5 separate regions of the Mus musculus genome follow, and all the other regions are linked to region 1. A link is a loop called in an ENCODE intact Hi-C map of the cell type or tissue named here. Cell type or tissue: heart. All regions are shown on one strand. Region 1 holds the start of Gm40997 (a long non-coding RNA gene). Region 2 overlaps Irx1 (Iroquois homeobox 1). Region 3 has its middle 30 kb from the start of 1700112M02Rik. Region 4 has its middle 12 kb from the start of Irx2. Region 5 has its middle 94 kb from the start of Gm30049.

Region 1 (5,000 bases):
TTCTGGGCATACAGCCAACGAGTGAAGATCAGCCTACCACACATACCTGCATGGGCAATCGCTGACTCATGCGGCCAATCCAGGCATCCATCAACAGATGAGGCTACAGAAAAGACTCAGTGGAGTTTCACTCAATCATGTAGCATGCAGTCAGGATGTCTGCAGGAAAATGTCTAAAGGTGGAGATCATAGCAACGCTAAGTGAAACAAGCCAGTCATCACAGACAGGCTCTCTGTCTTTTTGTATGTGCACATGTGCACATAACAGGAGTAACAAACGGATGTGAAGCAGGAGAGGAAAACCCTGTGAATGTGTAAGCGGAAGAGAGTGCGAGAAACAAACCCAGAAGAGGGTGGGTGTGCCACAGCGCTTTGTGTCACATGAGCGAAAGCTATAATGAAACCTCTCGCTCTGTACAGTCGCTGTGTGCTCATGAGAGACGCATTCACAGACACACACGCCTACAGCTGATTTTTGATAGGGCAGCAAAGACAGGGTAGGCATGTCAGGCTCATCTGTCAACAACAGGGTTCAATAAAACAGCTTCAAACTGTACCTGAAAGAACTTGCGAAAATTGACCCACTGGGGCCCAATATAACAATGAAATATAAAACTAGAAGGAAGTGTCAGATACTTTATGATATAGGTCTAGATTAAAATGCGATGTAAAAATTACAAGTCAGGGGCTGGGGCGATGGCTCAGTTGGGAAAGTGAGTGTCCTCGAGTCTGAGGACCAATGTTGTGATCTCCAGCACCATTCAGAAGTCAGGCATGGCGGCCCATCTGTAACATTAGCTCTGAGTGGTACTGGGAGGAGCGATGCTGGGGCCTCCTGTCAGCCAGTCTTGATATGGGTGAAGAGCAGGTTCTCTGAGACTCCAATTCATAAAAACAAATAGAAAGAGACAGAGGAAGACACCCAGGGTCTGACCTATACCCATTTACAAATACATGGAGACACTCACACACACACACACACACACACACACACACACGCACACACACACACACACACACGATCACATGCACACACACGCATGCACACACACAGTCACATACAGGGATACACACATGCACACATACATGCACATACACAGATACACACATGCACATGTGCATACAACATACAGAAATATACCCATATACATACACATGCCGACACATGCACATACACTCACATACAGAAACACACACTCACATACATACACATATGCACATTCACACACAAGTAGACACACAGATATAGATGCACACACATGCATGCACACACTCACATACAGATACACACACATGCACATGCACACACACGTAGACACACAGATGCAGATGCACACACTCACATACAGATACACTCACATACACAGATACACACATACATGGATGAACAGATACAGAGATACATACACACACACAGATAAACAGGATGACAGACACACCTACACACACACAATGTTAACCACAGCTTCATGGGCACTGGCAAACAGAATCTTGCACTTGGCCATGAGGACATGGGTGGGCATTTACTGTTCAAACGTGGATGGATATAAAATATCAAAATGAGGGCTCTGAGCAACAGGAGTTAGAGAAACAGGATGCTTATTTAATTAGTTGTAACAAGATGTTGCAACTCTACTTCAGTAGCTGTAAACACCCTGCATTCCCCCTGGAAAACATCAGGAGCTGAGGGAGAGGACTTAGCACGTAATGTGATTGGATCATACGTTTGTTTATTAGGCCCAGTCTCAGAAATGAGGATGTATGTCAATCAAAACCTAGCATTGAACAGGACATACTTTGCACATTTTCTGTTAAGGAGGCCTGTGATGGTTTGAGTATGCTTGACCCGAGGAGTAGCACTATTAGGAGATGTGCCCTTGTTGGAGCAGGCGTGGCCTTGTTGGAGGAAGTGTGTCACTGTGTGGGTGGGCTTTGAGTCACTCCTCCTAGCTGCCTGGAAGACTGGTCTTCTAGCATCCTTCAGAATAAGGTATGTTCCTTCTCCAGCGCCATGCCTCTCTGGATGCTGCCATGCTTCCTGCTGCGATGATAATGGACTGAAGCTCTAAACCTGTAAGCCAGCCCCAATTAAATGTCCTTTAAAAGGGTTGCCTTGGCCGTGGTGTCTCTTTACAGCAATGGGAAGACAAGGGCTCACTGAGACTTATTTTTCAAGTCCCGTTGAGATCTCTGTCTACCCCAGACCCTTCCTGAAGTGTTTATTTGTCCTTAGATTTCCATGACCCTCCCGTCTGCATGAAGGTTTTTTTTGTTACCTTTGAGTGATGGGCATAATTTATCAGAAGCTACGAGGACTGCTCGATACTGGGGAAATGCCCCTGCTCGCTGCTCGAGACATGGTTCTGCCCATTGGCACAATAGCTGTGTTGTTGGGGCTGCCTGGGTTTTGCCTGGAGTGATGTGTTTAATAAGGAGGAAGGCACTATCCGCATTTTAGTTTGTGTTTTAGGGACAAGTCTCAGGTGGCAGAGACTGTCTCAAATTCATATAGAGTCCAAGACTACAAAAGGCCCCTGTCTCCCCACCGACCCTACCCAAAGAAAAATAAAAACACAGAAAACTTAAGGCCAACGTTCTCCAGAGGAAGGACTTGCAGCGCATCTGGATTGTTTTAATTTTATTTTATTTTATTTTTTCCTGTTACCACTCCCCTTAAATAAATCTCAGGTTTAAGGAGGTTACTCAGGAGGTCAGATCCACTGTTCTGTCTTTGAAGTTGGGATTCCCCCGACTTCAGCAATGCTGTTCACGGTTCAGGTATGAGAAGGGTTTTAAGGGAACTTCACTCTAGAGACTTCTAGCTCTCAAGCGCAAGTTGCCTGCTCCGTAATCAGCTTTGCCATCTGACTGCTGTATCAGAAGGTATTCACTTAGCAGTAATTAAGAGGAAAAGCTGATTTTTATTGGTTCCAACTGTTAAAGAATGTTTGCCTCGCACCCTGGCAGCTGCGGTGCACCAACGGGGCAAAGGCTGTCTTCGGCTGCCACCTAGCGTCCGCCTTCGGAAGCACGGACACTGTTTCCCCTTCGCTGAGGCCAGCAAAGGGGTCTGTGAAATTCCCCGCTGCTCACAAAGGAAAAATGATTTCCCTAAAAGCCACAGTGCTTTTTAGAGACCTTGGCCGCGGTCCAATTTAGCTTTACAGTAGGGGGGAGAGGCAAGAAGAGAAATGAGCCGTTTGATTTTGTGTTGCTGAATGTATTTTAATAAAGATTTTGAATGCATGTTTTAAGTAAATTCCCAGGCGCTGCAGGGCAGCTGGACATCACGAGAGGAAGAGGAGCTAGTGTAATCCAGAGGAACCCAAGTCACAATTACAGCGTTCACTCTTTCCTCATTTACAGTTCATGAAGGAAGCAGTGCCGTCTCGCTTATTTCATTGTTCATCTGTCTTCTAAATTCGAGTATTAGAGCATCGAGCCACTCTGAGGACGAAAAAGAAAGCAGGCACGTTAGGAAAGCCCCCAAATGTTCTGAAGCACCAGGGAAACCAAACGATTGCTCCCAAACAGCCCGTGAAATTGTCACAATTACCTCCCGAAACCACAGGGTTCTCCACGTTATTTTTCTCTCTTCCCAGCTGACTCAGAAGGAAAAGATCCAGGGATCTCTCTCAATTTAAACTGCAGGGTGGGAGGAGGCTGTCCCGGCGTGGTGCAACTGCTCTGTGAAGGATCTAACTTCAAGGCACCCGTGGCCTGTGACCCGGAGAAGGAGTTTGCAAAGTCCTAAGCCTAATTTCCAAATTTTGCACTTGAGAAAGCGGAAGCTCTCAGGAGCTGAGCATCTCTGGGCGATTACACAGCTGGTTAGAGCCGGAGCAGGCTTCTCACTGGGGTGTGCTCTCCCCTTCACTGCCTTCTCTCAACTCAATATTAATATTTATGTGCCCTATGCATGAACATACTCTGCCACATCCTACAAGACAAACATACACCTTCTAGGAGTTGGAGGGAATACGTTCTCTCACACATGCACATAGAGGAAAGCAAAGCATCCCAGCTTATAAAACTGTCTGGATTTAGAACAGATCATATCTAAAGCACCATCATGATTTCTGTGTTCTAGAACCCGAGTGTTTTCAAGATGTTTGAACAGTTCAGGGACCTTTTGCTCTGGCAATAGATTCTTCACTACAAGTATAATATATATTTAATAATATTAATATATGACAAAGATTCAAGATTTATATATATATATATGTATATATATATATATATACATACACACACACACACACACACACACACAGAGAGAGAGAGAGAGAGAGAGAGAGAGAGAGGTATATACATCCATAGGGAAATTCAGACATTAGGGCAAATTATTAATTAAATGTTCTCCTGTGTTCTAATATTTTCCATAAGAATACATGTTTAAAGTCTGAACAATTTTAATAGTAAAAGTAATTGGTAATATTGTACTGAGCCAATCCTAGTCTACTATTACTATAATTTTATAACAGTTTAAAGTGTCTCAGAGTCTATCCCTGACTCCCCCCATGAACCGCTCTCTCTCTCTCTCTCTCTCTCTCTCTCTCTCTCTTTCCCTCTCGGCCATCTATCTCCCACACTGTTCTGGCAGCCTAGTCAGATGAGCTCTGGTACCTGCTGCTAAGGCTTCCATTTTCTCACAGGAAGTATTAGATTACAGAGAGCCTAAGATTGTGTGTGTGTGTGCGTATGTACACACACACACACACACACACATATATATACATATATATATATATATGTATATATATATATATAATGTATGTCTAAATATGGCACTTAAATTGGTTACAGAAAATTCATTTTCTTTTTCTTGGTACATTCTGCTGCTCTTCATTTTACAGTTGGCATTGTTAGATAAATCTCATGATTTCCTTGGATTTCTCCTATAATTTGGTAAACTCTACACTATAAAAATTTGGTATCTTTGTTTTTGGTATAACTGAATTTGGGGTGTGTCTTTATTGGGTCCTCTCTCTTGATTTTTC
Region 2 (5,000 bases), 850 kb before region 1:
CCCTTGGGCCTGGTTAAGGAGGTCTCAGAGCCCGGCAGCACACGCCTGCTGAGTCCTGGCGCCGCGGCGGTCGGCCTGCAGGGCGCGCCGCACAGCAAGCCCAAGATCTGGTCTCTGGCTGAGACAGCCACTAGCCCCGATGGTGCGCCTAAGGCGTCTCCACCGCCACCCTCAAGCCACGCCAGCGCACACGGGCCGCCCAGCGGCTCACCCCTGCAACACCCGGCCTTTCTACCCAGCCACGGACTGTACACCTGTCACATAGGCAAGTTTTCCAACTGGACCAACGGCGCGTTCCTAGCACAGGGCTCGCTGCTGAACATGCGATCTTTCCTGGGCGTCAGCGCGCCGCATGCAGCACCTCACGGCCCACACCTGACAGCACCACCACCTCCACAGCCGCCAGTCCAGGTTGCCACCGGGGTGCTCCATGGTGAGAAGGCCTCCGCACGCAGCAGTCCTGCACTTCCAGGTACCGAGCCAAAAGGTCGCATCTACTTATTTGGTCTGGGACATACAGAGACCTAGAGATGAGTGAGTGATAGTGGTGGTGGGTAGGGGAGGCTTAATGTAGTAGCTAGGCCTAGGTCTCACCGAGGCACTGAGCTGTATCCAAGGGCTTGTTCCACGGAGGTATAAGGGTAGACATTGGTCACAGGAAATATGAATCTGGGCATAGAAACCCTTCCAACCTGAACACCCCACTACCTAACCCTTTTCCTAATCTTGCAAATCTCTTTCCTTGCAGAGAGAGACCTAGTCACCAGACCGGATTCGCCCCCACAACAGTTAAAGTCGCCCTTCCAGCCGGTGCGCGACAAGTGAGTGCTTTTTAGCTTTTGCCCTGGGGCGGGATGGAAGTAGCGGTGAGGGTCCTAAAGTCCTAATTGGAGAGCACTACCCGCCTAGCTTGCTCCAGTTCTCTGGAGCAGGGAGACTGTTGGGAGGCGGTCTAGCTCTAGCCCGGGCTCTGCCCGAAGAGGCTGGGGCTCGGTGGCGCTGGATCTGTTTACTCATTGCTGGTGTCTTCTTGCTGTTTCTCATACAGCTCGCTGGCCCCGCAGGAGGGAACGCCTCGGATCCTCGCAGCCCTCCCGTCTGCCTGATTAAGGGGGGTCATCTTTTACTTTTGCGGGGGGAGGGGAGGGGGAGGGGTTGGGGGGGAGGAGACGAGGGAAGAATTAAGACAAATATTTGAGACTTGTGTAAAGGACAAACGTGACGGCAGCGTCAGTGATTCTCACACATCGCTCTCTGCAGAAAGGGGCTCATCCTGCCTAAGCGCTTGGGAAGGGGGGAGTAAGGCTCAGCCTGCCGCTCGGATTGATTATCCGATTCGGTAAATGCCCCCCTCCCACTTCTGTGTTTGTGTCTTCTTTGTTTCTTTTTTCCCCTTTCTGTATATAGCGTGATTTCAGATTGTAAATAGCGCGTCAGCGAACTTGTTTAAATCATATATTTTTGTCTAATAAACTAAATGAAACGATGTCCACGCGGCTACAGCTGTTTGTCCCTGTCCTCCTGCGTTTTGGGGGAGGCCATGATGTTTGCGATCTTGAAATCCTGGGCACAGTTCAGGGGCTATGGTTTCGCCAGACTCTTTTGGGAGAAGGGTCTTGGAACAGTGTTTCCACCGAGTGTCAGGCGCACAGTCCGTGATGGTAGTGGTTGAATTTGTTCGTTTTGCTCCTAGGCCAGCTTCTTGTTGGCAGTGTAAATCTTTGCCACGCTTAGACAAGCGTTTATCTGGAGCAGCCTTTTTAAGTACATAAATGCGTTCAATTTTAGACAGTTTACAAAACCGATGTTTTAAAGTGGATCAAAATGGGGGGAAATGAAGAGAATTTTCAATCACACTCCCAAAGGGGAACTTCGGGCTCGAAATCAATTACTCACTAGTTGTGTGAGCGATGCGTTTTAGAGGAGGGTCGTTTTCTAGTCAGAGCGTGGACGTAATGGAGTATGAAATATTGCTCACAGTGTGCTTAGTCAGTTGTTTAAGTGTAAAGAGGAGAAAACGGAAGGTTCTTTAAAAAATATTCTCATATAGATGAGCGACATAGGGTTTGGTTCCGAGTTCCGGGGTTCCCTGGGTTTGCGATTCAAGATTCAGAAGTGGCTTCAGAGAAAAGGTGCGCTACGGGGTGGGGAGTGAGTGGTGATTGTAGTGAAGGGGTTGCCTAGGGCGCATCTTTAAACCCGGGTAGGACGATCTGCGACTGTGCGTACATCAGCTGAAGAAGCCTGAACTAATAGTCCCTCAGTCTTGCCGGAGAAGGCTGAGGAGCACTGTAGCAACAATGAGGGAAGGCGATAGCTCGGTACCGCACCGGCCAGCAAGCAGTTTTGAAAACCACAGTGGAGAGTTAGGAGTCCCACCACTCCTTTGCGGCTTACCAGCCAGTCGCCTGCGCACTTTTCAGCAGAGCGGAAGACTCCGCCAAACCAGAGCCAGGACTTTTAGGACTATGATGGCTACCGGATTGGGATTCATGAGGACTGCGCAAGCAAATAGTAAAACTTCCTAAGACGATGTAAACTGTGGGGAAAACAAGCTAAATGGGGACAAAGTTGGGCAGTCTCTCCCCAGTTTAGGCTCCGCTCTTCCCAGCTGCCAGGAAACTTGCTCTCTCCCCGGGCTGCCCATAAGAGTCATGGTGTTGGTGTGTGGAGTGTGTGTGTGTGTGTGTGTGCGCGCGCGCCCCCCTGCACACCCAGGGGAAGACCATGTGCCTTTGACCACCGCTACTTGCTAGCATCAAGGACCAGCAGGCACCCCGTGCACTGCTGGGGCCACACTGCACTCAGGGCATGCTCCCTCTTCTCAATTCTTCCCACTCTTGTCTCAGGTTGAGTAAGGATTGGATTTCTGAACCTCCAGACTGGAGAGAGAGAGTGAGAGAGAGAGAGAGATTCGCAGATGCTGCCAAGGCAAGAAAGTGTACCACACGTGGGGTCACGAGTCAGTTCGCAAAGCAGCTAAGGAGTTGGGCAGTCCAGCTAGGTAGACTTGGGTCCCATAGACGCCCTCTGCTAAGCTGGTGGGAGCTCCGAGGTCTGAATGGACATGCTCGAAGCGCCCTCTATGGTCCGAAAGCAGAATGGGACCTTGACCCCTGCTGGTGATGTTTCTGGGGCTCCTTGAAACTCTGGGACAGTTAGGCTTTGGGACTCCCTAGGCAAAAGCATGGATTTGTAGTGACAAGGCTTAGTGCTTGTTCCTGGGATCAATCATGTGTGTGAGCATGTGTGCGGTGTGTGTCTGGGGGCCTGCCAGGCCACTGGCATTTGGAGGCAAAAGTGGGCTCTGGACTGTAAGCTGTGCTTTCTCTGTCCTGATGAAGTTTGCTAAGTCAAAAGTACCCTTTTACAACACCCTTGTTGAAGTTGTGTGGAGCCTCCTGTCTCTGGACCCTCAACCCAGAGGCTCTGGAGTGGGTTCCCTGATGAAACAGCATCTCTGAAGAAACCTAACCAACCATGCCTTGTATCTGAAATGAGGAATGGGATAGCCAGGCATGCTGGCACGCTACTCAGACCTTCAAAATGTCTGCTGGGAGATTTGTTCTGGGTGACTGTGGGAAGCTGCAGCTGAACTCTGGTGGACTCCTTCAGCTCAGGCAGGTAAGGTCTTCTTTTCACATCTCTGAATCTAGTCATTGCCCAAGTACCTCCCTTCTGTCTCCTTTTGTCCCTTGCAAAATACATTTGAGGTGCTCTGCCAGCATGTGCAGCCATTGAACTAGCTTGTGCCTCACTGACAGAATCCCAGTAATATAGGAGTCTAGTAGTCTAGAAGGTAGAACTGGGCAGCCGGAGGAGTCCTTCTCCTGAGAATCAGCCATGACAGTACACAGGTCAGATCTCTGTCAGAACTGCTTTTCTTCAGTGAAAAGTTAAAAAAAAAATTTTTTTTAATCAAGCCCCAAAGCATTGTTTTGCATTGTTTGTTCACATCTTCCTCTACAGCTGCTACACGTGTACAAATATATTGTTGTGCCCTGATGGGCCCTGGGTGCTGGGAACTTAACCTTTTGAAAACAAAACAAAACAAAACATGGTCTCAGAGAACTTAGAGATACCGACATCTACCATGAGAGCCACAAATGTTCCTTGGGAAGTTTTTGCCTGTGCAGGGCACTTCTAGCAACACCTTGTCCCAGGTGTCATCCCCAGTGTGGGGACAACTCTGAGATCGGAAGGGGGGAGCTGGGTGTGGGGATGGGACTCCACATAGAACTGGTGGCCTCTGCATAGAATACCCTTCCTCCCTTTGAGAAGGACATTCAGTATCCTGCCCAGACTGTCTCTCTCTGAGCTTCTTTGGAAGTTTACAAAGGACATGGAAGGGTGAGAAACGACTCTAGTCTAGGGCCCCATGCTTCAGTGCCCAGCACATCTCCTGTGGGGTGAGCATCACATCGCTCCCCTTGGCTGACCTGATGGAACTTACCCAGTCACCCTGCTTCCCCATCCAGCCCCCTTTTCTTGATCCATTATATAAAAGCACATTTATCTCCCTGCAATATGGAGAATTCATATTCATATCTCCATTATAGTGGTGTGAAACTGATTAATGTAATACGGGTCTTGGCTCAGAAGGGCGCCACCGATGAATCACGCCCTGCTGAGCTCCAGTTGTCCTTTGGTTCAGACTTAGGCAGAGAATGAGGAAGGAGAGAGAAAAAGAGGGAGGACAGGGCCAGACACAGCACCTGGGGGGTGTCTTGGATCTGGCTTCTAGTCCATCTCACAAACCCTCCAAACCTCACCTGAGGGGGAGCTCTGTGAACCCTGATCAGTCTTTCCCCTCTCCTGAAGGAGCAGAGACCCCAGGGGTGCTTCCATCTTATAGAGGGTGTTTTCCCACCAGAAAGGGGTGAGCCTTCCAAGGCGGATGTGGGGGAGGGGGGGGGGGCTTGTGGATACTGGCTTGGGAGTTTAGAGGAGTATAGAACAGGAAATGTGTTCCCAAACTGACTGGTCATTTGACAATACTT
Region 3 (5,000 bases), 350 kb before region 1:
GGTGGAATTAGGAAAGTCTGGCAGGAAGATGCAAACCTATTTTTCATTCTCTGGGGCGTGCTTCCAGTGTCCACCCTGAACCAGCGGGTCGCTGGGGTTTTGCCTCTGCTGGCTTCTGGATGAAATGCAATTCCACGGTCACAGTGGGGTTAAAATAACAGTTCAACAGAGACACTTCTCAGATAATAAAACAAACCATTAGCTTGAGAAAAGAATGTCAGTATGATGTACGGAGTCCCCAGAGGATCAATGCTCCGTAGATTATGAGAAATATAAAGAAGGTTCTGTGGTGGGGCGCGGGGCTCTCAGTGTCAGTCCGTGGCTGGATATCAGGGTCATTTTCCTATGAAGGTGGACATGTAGGCAGAGAGCCCTTGGTCGGGCCATCAGAGCTCAGAAGCCCCTGTGAACACAGGGATCCTGGAGGCCATGCTTTCCCTCTGTAATCATCTCTCTGTTCGGAAACCAATGGACAAGATTACAGTAAGTAGAAGAAAGCAAGGGAACCAGGCGACCTAAAACATTACACTTTGCCATCGTCTTTGTCTTTGCTTTTACTTTGATATCTACATTTCCAAAACATCCAGGTGCTCTGGCGCACTTAGCAACCGTATTAGCAGTGTGCTGCTGTGCAGGTCTTTCTGGCACTACAACCTGGAAAACTCTGAAAATAAAAATTTGCAGTATGTTTACATGATCTCCATGAAAATCCCCCAGTGCTAAGACAGCTTCAAAGCACACCCCTTTAGTGCTGGGAAACTGTTACCCCTCAGTCTCAAGTACCAGTCTCAGTGGCTTCCAAACGTTCTCTTGGACTGCGTGCCCCCCCCCACACACACACACTCCCCCTCCCCCACCCATCCACCCCCCCACCTCATGACTTCCCTGTGGAAAGGCTGTTCTTAAATGGTGGGGTTTTTTTTTCCTTTCTTTCCTAACAATAAAGTTAATTTGAGGATCTGATAGAAGCATACGTTAAGAGTCTTTGCTTAAGTTCCCATTTCTATCACCACAAATGATTTTTCTGCTTTTGTTCCGTCCTCTCTAACGGTAATCCCCTCTGCCTGGTTATTTGAGACAAGAGTAGATAAAGCCTTCCTTCATTTTCTTAAGTGCTCTTATTCAAGTACCCGCTCTTCAAATGTGCTGAGTAATGGCGTCTGAATGGAGGGTCCAGGAGGAGCAGAGGTGGCCCACGGGCCAGCGGCCTCTTATGCGGGTATCAGCCACGCACCACTGACCACTTGCGTTAGGTGAACCTGGACTCTGCCCCTGCAGACTCCCAGCATCCTGGGAGTCCACTCTGGAGACCAGGGTGTGGCCCCAAAATGGCTTTCTAGCTTCTGAGCTGGCTTGCTAGGATGGAGACTTACAGTGGACCTTCTAAAGGGTTCTCACCATAGAGAACTCGCTTAGTCATTTTAAGTAGGGACTCAAAAAAACCCAGTCCCTCCCTCTCTGACCCGATGAAAAACAGGACGATCCCACATTCCCAGAGATCTTGAAGCAGCTCTTTTCCAAAGATGCAGCCTCTGGCTGTGTTTCCTCCACTTGCAAAAAGCAGCCGGCTTGTGAATGCGTGGCTGGGGAGCCACTGCTCTTGGAATCTACTGGAATGATCCTGCAGATGCAGCGCTGGGGAATTTGGACGGTATTTCACGGTTGAGGAAGGGCTCCCTCCTTCTCTGAGTTCTCGCTCAGGGCTTTGAGTTGAAGACTGCAGCTTACACTGTCAAAACGCATGCTGATTTGATCCCTTTCTTAAAGGCTGGATCCTTAGAAAGCCGGCTCTGTTCCATGATAAAGGCCTATTCAGCGTGGGGTCTGACCCTGCACGCAGGCGTCCGCAGGGCCGCAGTGGAGCGCTTGCACCCCCTACAGGCCGACATGCGCAAATGCGGCCCCGACGCGGGCGCTCCTCCTCCCTCTGCCTTCCTAGAGAATTTTTTGGGAGTATTTGCAGATGCCTGGCAGTCCCTGAAACAGAGCAGGTAAGTCTTGGTTGTTGGCTCTCCCAACAAGGCAGGATCCTGGCCTCTACTACCCTACAGCTAAGCTGTGCCCGGCTTGTAACCGGAAATCAGGTTCTCACAGTCAAGAAAGACAAAAAGGAGAAGCTGTTTCAAAGAAATGTGTGGTCTGTGTGGATGCTTGTAACAGAAACTTGCCAGCCTCTGAGCCCAAAGCCAGACGTGATGCTACCACACCAATCTGTTAGTGTTGAGCAAGCCAGGCTAAAGCAGGTGTGTGTGTGTGTGTGTGTGTGTGTGTGTGTGTGTGTGTAAAACACAGCTAAGTGTCCTGTCCCAAGAGGGAAGGTTCAAGCCAGTCTCAAACAAAGAGACACAGGAAGATATTTAAAAGTAGAACCAACTGATTTTCCACGTTCTGTTGGGCTTTGAAGCACATAATTCTGTGCACCTTTGTCACCCTTTAATCTAAGCTGGACCTGTGCCCCAATCAGAGCAATGCAGTAAGGCGAGATGGGCCTCTTGTGACCGTGCAGGGCAGACATGGGTGTTTCACTCCACACGTTCACACTTTCCCCTGCCCTTCAGGCCATGGGTGAAAATTGGCCTTTCCCTTACCTCCCTACAGGATAGCACTGGCCAAGAGTGCTTCTAACTGTGGAGACCTGCATTTGCACTGTAGAGGGGAGGAGCTGCTGCCCCACAGCTTCCTGTCTGTAGCAGGTAGTACTTACCAGAGGCCAGAGTGTGGCCCCAGGAGCACAGCATCCCATGTTGTGAGCCATTCAACATGGATTCTGGGTACCGAAGGACTTGCTTGTACAATAGCAGTAGACATGTTTAACTACTGAGCCATCTCTCTGGCCCCGCCTATACAGATTCATAGATGTGTGATTATAAAAGAAGTTCATGTGTTCCAAGAATGACTTGTAATAAAATGTGGTGTTTGTTCACAGATTCTGGACAACAATGAGAGAGAGAGAGAGAGAGAGAGAGAGAGAGAGAGAGAGAGAGAGAGAGAACTAGTGAGAGAGAGAGAACTATATGCAGAGGCCCCGACCAATTTGTACAGAAATTCGTGCAATTAAAGGTCTATAAAAAACAATGTATAAAACCCAATATAAAGCAAAAATATATTTTCCACAAACAAATTATGCCCCTAAAGAATGACGGCATTCAAAATGCAAAGAGCAGCTAAATAAAGTGTTTTATGGAAGCTGCAGGAGGTTTAATCATGCTCCTTAGTAGGCAGGGAACCCTATTTTTCATAGTTGTAAAAGTGACTTTCTATTTTAAACTCAGAGAAGTTCTTTAAAAAAAAAAGAAAGAAAGAAAGAAAGGAAGAAGGAAAGAAAAGAAGGAAGAAAAAAAATCCCCCAGGTTCTTGGACCTGCTGAAAGTCTGCAAAAATCCAAACAAACATTACATTTCCCTCACCATACACTCATTCTTTTGAGACAAACAATGCCTTTGTTATGATTTCTGTAGGTAAATACGTACCTGAGATGCAAAAGAGAAGAGGGTCTGCAAAGAAACCCAGGGTTCTGACTTCCTCTGTAGCTCTTGCAGGAAGAGTGTGTGCTGCCATGTATACATTGAGGCTATTCTAGATGCTATGATGAGAAAAGCCACCCATCTCAGATTCTGTCAGCAGTACAGGTTATCTGAGGGAGGTACGAAGGGTGTTTAAAGACACAGTTGCAGAATCAGACTCAGAGGCCATGACCACTTCAGTGTAAGTAAGGCAGAGGCAAGGACAGGCTCTGGATGCAGAGACTATTTGTTCAAGTTCAAGATTTTTCTTAAAAGTATCTCAACATTTTTTACACAGCTCATAGGAATAATTGCTACTTCATTTGGAGAGAATAGAGCATACTGGTCTCTTCCTCCTCTTCTTCAGCTAGAAGAGGGAAGCAAAAAGAGACACCTCCTCTCATTGGATATCATGACTAAGCCAAGAGGGAAACTGAGGAGACTACAAGACTTGACAAGGCTTCATCACATCACTCTTTACCCTCAGCAGAATAACAAAGAATGTCCGATTCAAAATAAGTCAGGGTCATAGCTAACTATAGCTCACAGGAAGTCTCAGTGCAGTATGGCAGCCAACAAGTGAAGAACAGGGCCTCACAGGTCTCAGGGAAATGTACCCCAAAGCAATGTCCCAAAGGCTGTGCCGCTACACAAATAAGCAGTGTTTCTGTCACATAACTTGGCTGAATATCTGCCCACAAACCCTCAGTTGTTACCCCAAAATGGTGTAACCATTTTGGAAAATATTAGTGGTGGGTAGAAGCTCATAGAACCTAATTATCCCATTCAAGGTCTCACAGTTCGTGCCCCTGCTCTATGTAAACCTGTGTTCAGAACAGAGTTCTGCAGCATCAGTAACAGCCTAAAGCTAGTAGCACGACCCTCACCAATCATAGAATAAGTGCAAATGCTATTTGGTGTTTTCATCCTTGGAGTTTTATGTGACAGTGTAAACAAATTACATATGCTGTGTGAAATAATCCTAAATGAATTGCAGAAAGGATCCAGAAATGAAAGTCCTGAATTCTGACAAAGACCCCTGTGAGCACGTGTGAGATTGTAAGTCAGGAAAAAAATGACTGCTAGCTGAGTCCATCAGGTCCTGGTGCGCAAAGGAAGCTTTTGGAGTCCAGCATCTCCTGGTAATGAGGAAAGCCTTGTTCTGAGCATCGATGTGGGTGAAAAAGGTATATGTACTTCATTCACAATTTCATAAAGTGTTCTCTCGGGAAGGGATTCCACGACCCCATCCAGCCTACAGGGTTTTTCATGGTAGCTCGCCAGTGTTCTTATCCACAGGATCCAGAGAACAAAATCTCTTCATCAGAAAATGTTGGGATAATCCTGCCCAACTCTGAGCATGGGATCTCGTGATCGTTCTCCCAAAATCCAAACTGGGGACAAGGCACAGAATGTTCTCCACGGCGAGTCTCAGCTTCTGAAGTCAGATTCCAGAAGAGGCCAGAACTGTCCTGTGCACAGGGACCATCCTGCTAT
Region 4 (5,000 bases), 1.5 Mb before region 1:
AATGACAGTTCAACTTCTGTCTGGAGGCTGCCAGACTGAGATCTGAACCCAGGTATCCTAAACATATGCTCTTTCCTCAACTCTTTTGCCCCTCTGCTGGAAGTGGATTTTACCTACTGAGATATCTTGCCAGCCCTATTATAAAGGAAAATGTATCTGAAAGATCTTGAATATGATTCCATTTATTTTAGAGCACTCTTGCAAACAAAACATGAATTATGTCAAAACACTTGATTAGTGCCAAGTTAGAAGTGTAAGTACATTGTAATGAAACCAAAAGCAGACAGGGCAAGGTAGCACATGTCTAATCCCAGCACTCAAAAGGCAGAGAGGCAAGTGGATTGCTATGGTTCAAGGTCACCCTGGTCTATAGAGAGAGTTCTAGGCTTGCTAAGGGTTACATAATGAGATCTCCCAAGTTCTTATCCACCTCAAAAGAGAAGAAATAAGTAAAGGAAAAAAAAAGGAAAAGAGAAAAAGGAAGAGCAGACAAGATGGCTACAGTATGTAAGTCAGGGATTTTGCTTTCTTCCTTTGATCACACATGCAAGCACAATGACTTCATTAGATGGCCCCACCAAACAAGTGACCAAGGAGCCCATCTTCTGGGACAGCTCCATGACTCCTGGCTTCATTACCAGAAACATTTCCAAAGGTTCAGGACAAAGCATGCTATGCTGAATTACCCAAGCCCACTCCCTAAAAGTCTGACCTCAACTTATGCATAGTCTGAGCCGCATTTTTCCTGTCCTCATGGGCATCACTGGTTGTTGGGCAATCTTAGTAATATCTGTGGACCAGGGTAGGCAGGGAGACAACTCACTGTGCAAGTTAGGGAACCCCAAGAACCAATCGACCTGGACTGAGAGGCTCTCTGTAGCCCTGAGAGCTCCCTTCCAGTGTGATCCTGATGACTGTTCCTTTACTTTGTTTTGTGTTTGAGATAAAAGCTCATGTAGCCCAGGCTACCCTCTAACTTGCTATGTGGCCGAGGATGGCCTTGAACCGCCTGAGTGGTGGCATTACAGGCATGCACTCTCGTGCTCTGTTTGAATGAGTGCCGGGAATCCATGGCTTCACGCACACTAGGCAAGCACCCTACTGAGCTGTATTGATGGCCACCTTGAATTTCACGGGGAGGAGAAGCAGACCAGTGAGCATGACAAATGCCCCTGGGTGCCCACTGGTGTGACCAGCGGAGCACCTGCAGGAACCGAACTGGGAAAAGAGAGGCTGTGGTCAGAAGTCTTGAGTGCTAGCCTCCCTTGCAAGGTCCTGCTCAGCAGTGCCCCAACCTCAGAGGACCTCTCTTGTAGTTCTACAGGGCAATGTCAAAACACAGGGTCATGGACTGTGCAAAAGAGACACCCTCTTGGTATAAGGAGATATTCAGGCTCAGTCTCAAGTCAAACACACTCCAGGACTGACTGCAGGAGCTAGCAGTTGCCGCCAGCTCTTCAAAAGTTCCCTCAACACCTAAGGTAATTTAGGGCTACTAAACTTCTCTACCCTGGTAGGTTCTTAACATGGGGTTCCCAACTTCAATGAACAACATCCAGACTAAGGGTGACTGGCCACAGGGGGGCCATCTACTTACCAGATAATGGAGTGCAGTGTGTTGTGCCTGGTCTTAATAGTGTGTGAAAGAGAGAAAGCAGGGCTGTGTAATTAAAGCTTCAGTATACGAATCTGCTTAAAGGTGCTGAAGTTAGGAGAACAGATTTGATTCTATACCTCATTAGAGGGTCTTTGCCCTGACAATGTCTGTCTACCCACAGCACTGCCTTACCTAACTCCTTCCTTCACAGCTAGCCACACAGAAATAGCAAGAAACTGTAAAATAACCCTTCTTCCCTACTTCCACTTCCGTCCCTTAGCAGAGCCTTGAGGAGCTGGATGGGCCTTGGTTCCTCCTGTTTATGTCTGGGCCCATTATCAGGGAGGGCACTTTAGTTGAGGGGTTGAGTATCATATAATCATTATAAAACAAATTGCTTTTCCACTGTGTGAGAGCCAGGGAGAAGAAACCAAGACCTGCCACCCACTCTTATTTAAACAAACTAATGTCACTCTGGAGGCCAAAAGGAGCCAGCTCTGCCACCCACCTCTACAGAGGCTATGGCTAAGCTGTCCGGCTTGGTCTCCCTGATGTGGGGGTGGGCTGGGGCAGCAGCAGCAGGGCAGTCCACTACCCCAGTGGGGGCTGTGAGGACCTCCAGGGAGCAGTTTCCCTGGCTATGGGGGAGGATTAAGGGAAAGCCCCATGGCAGGCACCACTCCCTCCCCCAGACTGTCCAATGAGTCTACTCAAGAAAGACTATAAATACAGCTTTCTGCTGTCTAGCTCTAACCTCCACCCCAGTGTCTGGCACACATACACACCGAGGTCTTCTGGCTATATTTCTGTAATTCCAGTAAGTCCTGAGGACCCTCTCCCCACCCTTGGGCGCGCGCGCGGGGGGGGGGGTGCTGATACACAGTTTCTGAAGTCTCTGGAAACTGAGCTAGTCACTATCAGGTCCCCAAAGAAAGGCTTCTACTAAGGAAAGGTAAACACAGGGGCTCAGAACTCCCAGTTAGAATAGCTGGAAGGCACCTGAATACCTGAATTGCTCTCTGGCGCCCCCATCTCGACCAATACCCTTTGCAGGGAAGCCTCCTACTGGGTTCCTAAGGAGGAGCAAGAGAACAGTGCTGAGTATTTCTGGGCGACTAAATCTCAGCACGGGGCCACCGGCTCCCCTATTTCTTTGCATTCTAAACATTTCTCAGACTCTTGCCTGCAGGCAGGCAATGGAGCAGACTACTAGTTGCGCACTCCTGCCCTCTCTAAGATCTTGGAGTGTAGAGTGTGGAGGGTGCGTCCTGAGGGCCAGAGGCGTATGTGGGGCCCCACTGGTTCCCTCCCAGTTATGATTCCCTGCCTTGGACTCCAGTACGCGGCTGCTCTACCCCAAGCCCCACCCTTCGGCGCATCGAGCAGCGCTGAGTCCCCATAGAGTATGGGAAGATCTAGTTCTGTGCACAGCGGACAGGGGACCTGTGTTAGGAAGGAATCGAAGAAATGCCAAGAGAGTCGGGGTGTCTGCTGGAACCTGTTCCAACCAGCGAGGACGCAGCTGTGGACTTGTGGGAGCTGAGCGCCGTTTCTTGGCTCGGGATCGCTCTGAACCAGAGTCGCTTTCGATTTGCGCAGCTTTTGCCCAGAGCTCAGCAGCACAGCACCCTCAGCAGCGCGATCCCGACACACTGGGCCGGTTGGCTGCTTCCCGGGGATGAGGAGATTGAGGGCTGAGACCTGGGAGGGAGAACAGAAAGACTGGAAGGGAAGGAGTTCTCCGTGGAGGGAGCCAGGGTACCCTAGGAATAGGGCCTCACGGCCGGATGGATCCTGTGGCTGTGGCGTCCTTCGAAGCTTTATACTATAACTGTCTTCCCGGGAGAACATGAGTCCTGGCACCAGGGCAGGCTGTGTTGCTCAGGCCGTGGGTGCCTGACCCCATTCTGCAGGGCATGCAGGCTGATTCTGAGGGTCCGGGGAACCTTTTCCCTCCAAGCCCAGACATTTCCGGGTACTCTCGACCCTGACTCCACCCAAAGCTCTGAAAATCTGTCCGGAGGTGACTCTACCAGGCAGCTTTCGCTCTGGGAACTCTTCCGCTGGCAGTGGCCTTACAGGACCTCGATATGATAATTAAGGACACACGTGGCTAAGGCTCTGTTCTAGTAGATAGAAGAATAGAAAGGGGCCTGAGAAGTTGGCCAAAAGACTCCTTCTCGGCTGGGACGATTCTAGGGGTGGGTGCGGGTGGATGGAGAGCTTTGTAACAAAATGACTGTAGTAGATAGGGCAAAACCTGCGGTTGGGACAGACCCTGGGTATCATTTTCAGGATAAGAACTCACTTCAGAACACCCTGCCCCAACCCCTTCACACACTCAAAAGGCGCCCATAAACCAGGATCCCTGTAGTGAACGAAGCATCCGGGATCGAGGAGCAACCCCAGCTCTGGGAAGAAAGAAATAGGTGCACCAGACCAGTCCAGCTCAGGCCTTTAGCTGGGGACTGTTCTGGTCAGTGCAGGGCGGTCTCTAGTGCAGGATGGTAAATAGGTCTCGAGCCACCTCGCCCGCTGTCCTTTGACACTGCAGCTCAGCAGAAGTCCAGAGCCTAGACTGCGGACGCAATTCTTGCTGCCTCCCTATTCATCACTCCTAATCTGATCATTGAACTCCTGTTCGGGTTTGGAGCCCTTCCTAGCTCGCCCTTCTCTCTGGTTGAGTGGGGAACCGAGAACCTGCACCCATGCAGAGCGAAAGTGCAGCGGCAGGCCCAGTGTATGCAGAATGGGCAAGGTCTCCAAGGAAATGTCCTCAGGCCAGACCATCTCCTCCAGCGGCGTTCGGGTAACCGAATGCAGTCACTTGCCCTTGATCTTGCAGGGCTGAGACCAGGGCGGCGGGCACGCTGAGAGCTCAGACCTGCACGGCCTTGGCAGCCCAGCCCCACATCCTTTGATCCGCCTTATTCATTCCAGCTGCGCCCTATTTGTCTGTCATTTTCCCCTTTTCCTCCAGAATCATTATTTATGGCAGAAAAATAAAAGGTGCTCCCTGGAAAGAACCGAGGCAAGGAGTAAATTTCTGAGAAACAAGAGAGTGAATATGTTTCCTTTTAAAGGTCACCAAAAAGGAGGGGAGGGGAAGGGGAAGTGAAGGGGAGGAGGGGAGGATGAGGGTCTGATCAATGCTTCCTGGAACTCATTACGGGAGAGCATTAACTAACCGCTAGATCAGAGCCACGAAAAAGCAAATATTTTTAAAAAAATAACCGAAGGTAATTATAACCCTGTTGTTGACACTAACGATTAATAATTGATCAGGAGCTACACACAATAAATTGTCAATTTATCTCCTCATAAAATATGCTTGCTAGTGTAGCTGGGTTTCCTCCCCTGGGCATGTCCTTCGAAGATCCACTCCGCGTGTACATGCTGCCTG
Region 5 (5,000 bases), 1.9 Mb before region 1:
TATCCAAGGATCACATCTCTACATGCCATGTCTGGATCCAAATCAATACTCACTGCCATTGCCTTGACATGTAAGAGAAGGTCACAAACGAAATGATCAGAGAGGCAGGACCTGACGGCTGGCTTGGGCTGGGTGTCTGTGGAGTTGAGCTTTTGCTCGTGCAGAGGCTGAGGACTGTGCACATGTAGCTCGGTGAGCAGGGCGAGAGATTAGCAGATCAGAGGACTTTGTTCCAACCTCAGCACTGCTTAAAATGGGATTATATAGGCACATAGACTATCTCCTACACAAGGTCCCTGGACATTGGCAACTGTGTGCATTGTTACTGAGTTTAGGTTCTGTGGCTACTCTGCCTTTTGGCAGGAGATGCTTTTGAGCTGCAAGCCAAGAGTTGAAACAGGAGGAGCCCTTCACCCTGTCCCACAGATTTCCTTCTGGGAGGTTTTGGGGTCTAGGAGAAGCCAAAGAGCACATGGGGGTGACAGTAATAATGGACAGGGATAGGAAGGCCACATGTACACAGTCACAGAGGGACAGAGAGGAGCCAGAGTGGCTAAGAAGAGAGGAGGGACGCAGCCCCAGGAGTTTGAAGGCACTGAGGTGGCAGTGGTTGGGAGGGACACAGTGTCTGTTCTTTAGTGACACCAGGCATCTAGACTGGAGGCAGTGATGTCCCACAGAGGGTGCCAAGGGCTATGGGGCACAGACTTGGGTATCAAACATCTTGGGGAGCAGAAACACTGGCTATTTCCACCAGGGCTTTACTCCACCCCTAGTCAGTCCCCCAGACAGGCCCCAAGAGGAGGCAGCCACTTGGCTGCCAGAACGTTGATGTGGATGAAATGGGAATTTAACAATGTCTCTGGGTGAATGCATGTTGTCCTTCTTCTTCTTCTTCTTCTTTTTTTTTTTTTTGAGGTTGTCACATGATCTCGCTGTGTGACATTTCAAATCTCCATCTTGCTTTGTCGAGCCTCTATGCATGAATAATTTTCCCAGTCCTTGTTTTTAGTGGGGCCAGAGAAAGAGCGCATTACAGGCACACAATCTCCTGTTGTCCGCTATCAGCATTCGGGGGACTGAGCTGGCTTACAACAGTGTAAAGACCCCGGTGGCATGTGTTATAATATATGAACCATTGTCCCCGTGAAGAACACACGAAAGAAAGAACATTGTTCTACGAGGGAGCAATTCACCGGGTTTTTCCCAGAGACTCTTGGGTCAAGTTTTCATGGGCCTATTTGATTTTCAAATTCTGTTTCTGCCCTCTTTCCTCTCTAGGAACAGAGTGTCCAAACTTGTCTACATTCACTTCCCATGTTTTGTGCATGGTCGATGTCCTTTAAAAAGAGTACCTCAAATAAGTCTTTATTCTTGTTTTGTTGGCTCTCATTCTGTGTTTTCATGAACTTTGGCCCCAGCCATGGCAACTGCGGGAAAATGCTAACAGTGATTGACAGGATTAGAGGAGCGGGTCCCCATCCGCATTTCAAACACTCGGGGAACAATGGGGATGGGGGTGATTGAATTAATGAGGGACAGGGCTGTCAAAAGAGCACACATACTTTACATAAACCTGATTATCTTTGCATGGCAGAAATGGAGAAAAATACCGGAGGGGGCCCGAGCTTGGCTCTCAGTCCACCTTGTGGAAGGCCCATCCTGTTCAGCTCAGCTGGCCTGGCCTCCCTCCCACGCAGCATCCATCAGCCATGCTACTTAACAAGTCTATTCAGGGGCTAGGGACTGCACTCCTTTCACCACTCAGCACCTCTGTGGGGCGGTGAGTTGTTCTGTTGTTAGTTTTCCTTGGGAACCATTGCTTAATGTTATCTAAGAGCACATTCCAAAGGCTGGACTCAAGGTGGCAGCCCGGGTGTTAGCAGCTGAAAAGATGGGTGAGTCCTCACTCCAGGGACCTAAAAAGCCCAGTACTGCAGTATAAACTTATACCCTAGAGGCCACTGGCTGCAGGGAACCTGCCAGCAGGATCATTTTGAAGTCTGTGGACATCCCCACCCCTGTCCCTTTCGAAACACACAGGCTGACCACCACTTAACAGCAGAGTAGATCATTTAGCTAGAAGCCACCTGTCACCTGGGAGCCTCCTGGACCCAGGGCCAAAGAGGTCCCCTGTGGATGTCTTCAGAGAAAAGGTATAGCTGCTGCCGGGTTTTCCCCAGAGACTCACGTCTGGATCATGCCTGGGTAATCTTGCCATTGGTAATTCGACAGGAAGAACCATTGCTACCACTGGGTTCTTGAATCCAATCTCTGTGCCACATTTTAAGATGAGCTAAGTGCCACTCACACAAGGAATTCATGAGCTCAGGGGACAGACACAATGACACATATTTGTGTCACCCTAGTAGAGTCTCAGGAGACACAATGACATATATTTGAGTCACCCTAGTAGAGTCCCAGGTGCATTTGTTTCTGGGGGCTGCTGACTGATAGGGGCAAGTCAGCAAGGGTGTCCAAAGCAGACCATATCCTGCTGTGTGATTCAGGATGGAGTGAATGAGGAAGATTTGGAGCAGACCACCTTCCTCCACACCTGGGTAGACTCCAGCCCTGCTACCCAACTTGCATCTTGTTTTTTCCAAAACTAAGGGTTCAGGATGTAAGGAAGGTTTGCATTTGCAGAATGATATGAAAGCCTTTCAGCTCATTCTAGGTGCTCTGCTAACTCATTAACACAACCACAGTTGGTCACCAGTTCCTCATGATGGCTTCTTCCCTTCTAAGTGGATTCTACCTGGGGCTGGTGTGCTGGCTCCAGAGGACAGGCTGCAGAGTTGAACTGGCAGGGCTATCTCTGGAACTCACCTGCACAGCTTCATACCCGTGTGTGCATGTATATCACCCCAGACCAGGAGCAAATTCCAGATGCCAAACCTTTGGTCTTGAGCACCAGAGATGGCTGCAGTGTCCAGCCCGGCCAGCAGGTGGCTCTGCCTCACACATCCTCCTGGAGCCTGCCACCATCTTCTCAGGAACCCACACTCTGGTCACTGGCTGGCTGCACTGGGAAGGACAGAAACCTTCCTTGCTCTGCTTCCCAAGAAGTGAAGGGAGGACAGCCAGGGGCCATTGCAGAAGGATGATTGCAGTCTGCTTTCAGGGAGGTTGAGGCCACAGCCTTCCCGAGCATAGAGAGACTGGAATTCTCAGGAAAGCCTCAGAGGGGGCAATAGTGCAACTGGAGGCTGAGGGGAGTAAACAGCATTGGTTGTGCATGCAAACTTTCCTCCTTCTCTGTAAAGCACTCAGATCCTGTCTCCTGTCAGCAGCCCTCTTCATTCTGGGTCCCTTTGAAAGAAGAGGACTAATTTTTTTTTAAAGAAAGTTCCCCCCTTACTATAATTAATAAATTGATATTGTAAGTAAAGGTTTGGTAAATATTTTAATTAAAATACTTGTGCATGTATGGAGCCTATGTAATCTTTCATACTTCGCAGAGCTGAATGCATGCAGTAGTTTACCCTGTGGCCTTGTTTCGTTTCATTGTGATCAAAACTCTTCTTCCTTCCTTCCTTCCTTCCTTCCTTCCTTCCTTCCTTCCTTCCTTCCTTCCTTCCTCCCTGCCTCCCTCCCTCCCTCCCTCCCTCTCTCTCTTTCTTTCTTTCTTTTGACTGGGCCTTATGTAACCCTAGCTAGATTGGAATATATGATGTAGGCCAGGCTGAGACATGCAGAGATCTGCCTGCCTCTGCCTTAAAAGTTCTGGGATCAAAGGTGTGTACCACCATAGTTGGTAGAGCATTTCATTTTCAAGGCTAAACAAGCAGATTTTCTTAGCTATTAGGAGATTTGACGATATGGGGGCATTTAGATGCTCCCCCTTTCCCAGCCATGTCCAGCTCAAAATTCAAAACACGCCAGCAATCTTACAGAAATACCTGGCCTCTGATGTGGGGCAGTGACATTCTGGAAGTCATACATTTTGTTCTGTTAGACTGGCACCGGGCTTCCTTCTTGGTGGCAGCCTATTCCTTTGTGACTTAACACAGGACTCACTGATGGTTTTGTAAGAGATAGTCTGTTACTTTCCCAGACTCAGAGTAGACTCTGGGACCAAGAAGTGGAGTGGGCTGAGCTCCCCTGGGGCTTGGGGTCTGACACCAAAACTGGCTTATTGTCTTGAGGAAGCAGCTGCTTGATGGGGCAGGTATTTCAGAAGCAAAACTAAGGAGAACAGGTGAGGGCACAAGTGAAGCACAGATGGGCAGGAGACTCTGCAAGGTTCTCCTACTGCTGTTGGCCTGGGTACCCTGGTCAGACAGTCTCTGTTGTTACTGTCTTGTGATGGTCACAGGGGTGACTTGAGAGCTCCAGCACAGTTTACCTGAGGACTCATCGCCAGCCCCACATCTTAGGGAGGCAGCTTGGCTGTATCCGAGGGGCCTGACTAGCCTCTGCCTCCTTCCACCCAGATTCCATGCACTTATCTTCAGTGCAACTATGCCAGCCTTTTTTACCAGACTCTGACACTCAGAGATTCTGAGATTTAGACTCTGCTCCTCGTGTTTGCCAAGTAAGTACTTAACTAGCAGGGTTATCTCCCAGCTCTAATTCTTAGTCACTGGATTTTGTATTTTATTTCATGTTTGGTCTTATATTTTATTTGCAGTTCAGGGAATAGCACCTATAGCCTGGCAACCTAGAAAAGTTCTGACACCGAGCTGCTACCCTGGGCATAGAGCCAGGGCTCTCAAGTCAGTTGACATCATTAGTGGATGTTCTTATCAGTAATTGATAGGTCATGCACAGCACACCTTCTGCATGGCAAAGGACACGGGTGTGAGCAAGTATTAGTGTGCCCTGCCTGAGTGGCTTAGTGTTGGCGAGAGCTTCAGGGATCCATGGCAATCTCTCCAGGGTCTTTATTTGAGGGGAGCATACATACTCTTGCCAAAAGCCTGTGACCTGTGCACCTGTAGGAAGAAGCAGACATGGTTCACACACACTCACTGTTAGAACCAGGGTACTCTGTCCAC

What was found. Peaks named below come from ENCODE experiments on the same cell type or tissue, not always from the same donor. Only the 100,000 strongest peaks of a DNase experiment are listed, where the experiment ranks them.
Region 2: it touches region 1 in a loop (2.7-fold over the local background); 9 of 42 quality-filtered maps call a loop at or near these places.
Region 3: it touches region 1 in a loop (5-fold over the local background); 9 of 42 quality-filtered maps call a loop at or near these places.
Region 4: it touches region 1 in a loop (3-fold over the local background); 2 of 42 quality-filtered maps call a loop at or near these places.
Region 5: it touches region 1 in a loop (23-fold over the local background); 11 of 42 quality-filtered maps call a loop at or near these places.

What each region holds. Positions count from the first base shown.
Region 1 is chr13:71,103,421-71,108,420 of GRCm38, reverse strand. Gm40997 (a long non-coding RNA gene) reads left to right here and starts at 1,994. Exons shown (of 3, transcript XR_873655.1): 1 at 1,994-2,073. Mir466f-4 (microRNA 466f-4) reads right to left here and starts at 1,332; the gene lies at 1,212-1,332. In heart, a CTCF peak has its summit at 3,012 (motif pointing left); no DNase peak of the experiment used is centred here; H3K4me3 peaks cover 908 bases; H3K27me3 peaks cover 693 bases.
Region 2 is chr13:71,954,722-71,959,721 of GRCm38, reverse strand. It overlaps Irx1 (Iroquois homeobox 1), which reads left to right. Exons shown (of 4, transcript NM_010573.2): 2 at 1-472; 3 at 749-821; 4 at 1,049-1,490. The coding sequence ends at 1,106. Among named protein-coding and RNA genes, the nearest start is that of Irx1, 6.5 kb to the left of the region's middle. In heart, a CTCF peak has its summit at 3,102 (motif pointing left); no DNase peak of the experiment used is centred here; H3K4me3 peaks cover 3,034 bases; H3K27ac peaks cover 1,709 bases; H3K27me3 peaks cover 3,957 bases.
Region 3 is chr13:71,455,459-71,460,458 of GRCm38, reverse strand. No RefSeq gene overlaps it. Among named protein-coding and RNA genes, the nearest start is that of 1700112M02Rik, 30 kb to the left of the region's middle. In heart, no CTCF peak of the experiment used is centred here; no DNase peak of the experiment used is centred here; H3K4me3 peaks cover 800 bases; H3K27ac peaks cover 375 bases; H3K27me3 peaks cover 809 bases.
Region 4 is chr13:72,637,966-72,642,965 of GRCm38, reverse strand. No RefSeq gene overlaps it. Among named protein-coding and RNA genes, the nearest start is that of Irx2, 12 kb to the right of the region's middle. In heart, a CTCF peak has its summit at 2,635; no DNase peak of the experiment used is centred here; H3K4me3 peaks cover 2,091 bases; H3K27ac peaks cover 1,164 bases; H3K27me3 peaks cover 3,989 bases.
Region 5 is chr13:73,031,207-73,036,206 of GRCm38, reverse strand. No RefSeq gene overlaps it. Among named protein-coding and RNA genes, the nearest start is that of Gm30049, 94 kb to the right of the region's middle. In heart, a CTCF peak has its summit at 2,937 (motif pointing right); no DNase peak of the experiment used is centred here; H3K27ac peaks cover 591 bases; H3K27me3 peaks cover 446 bases.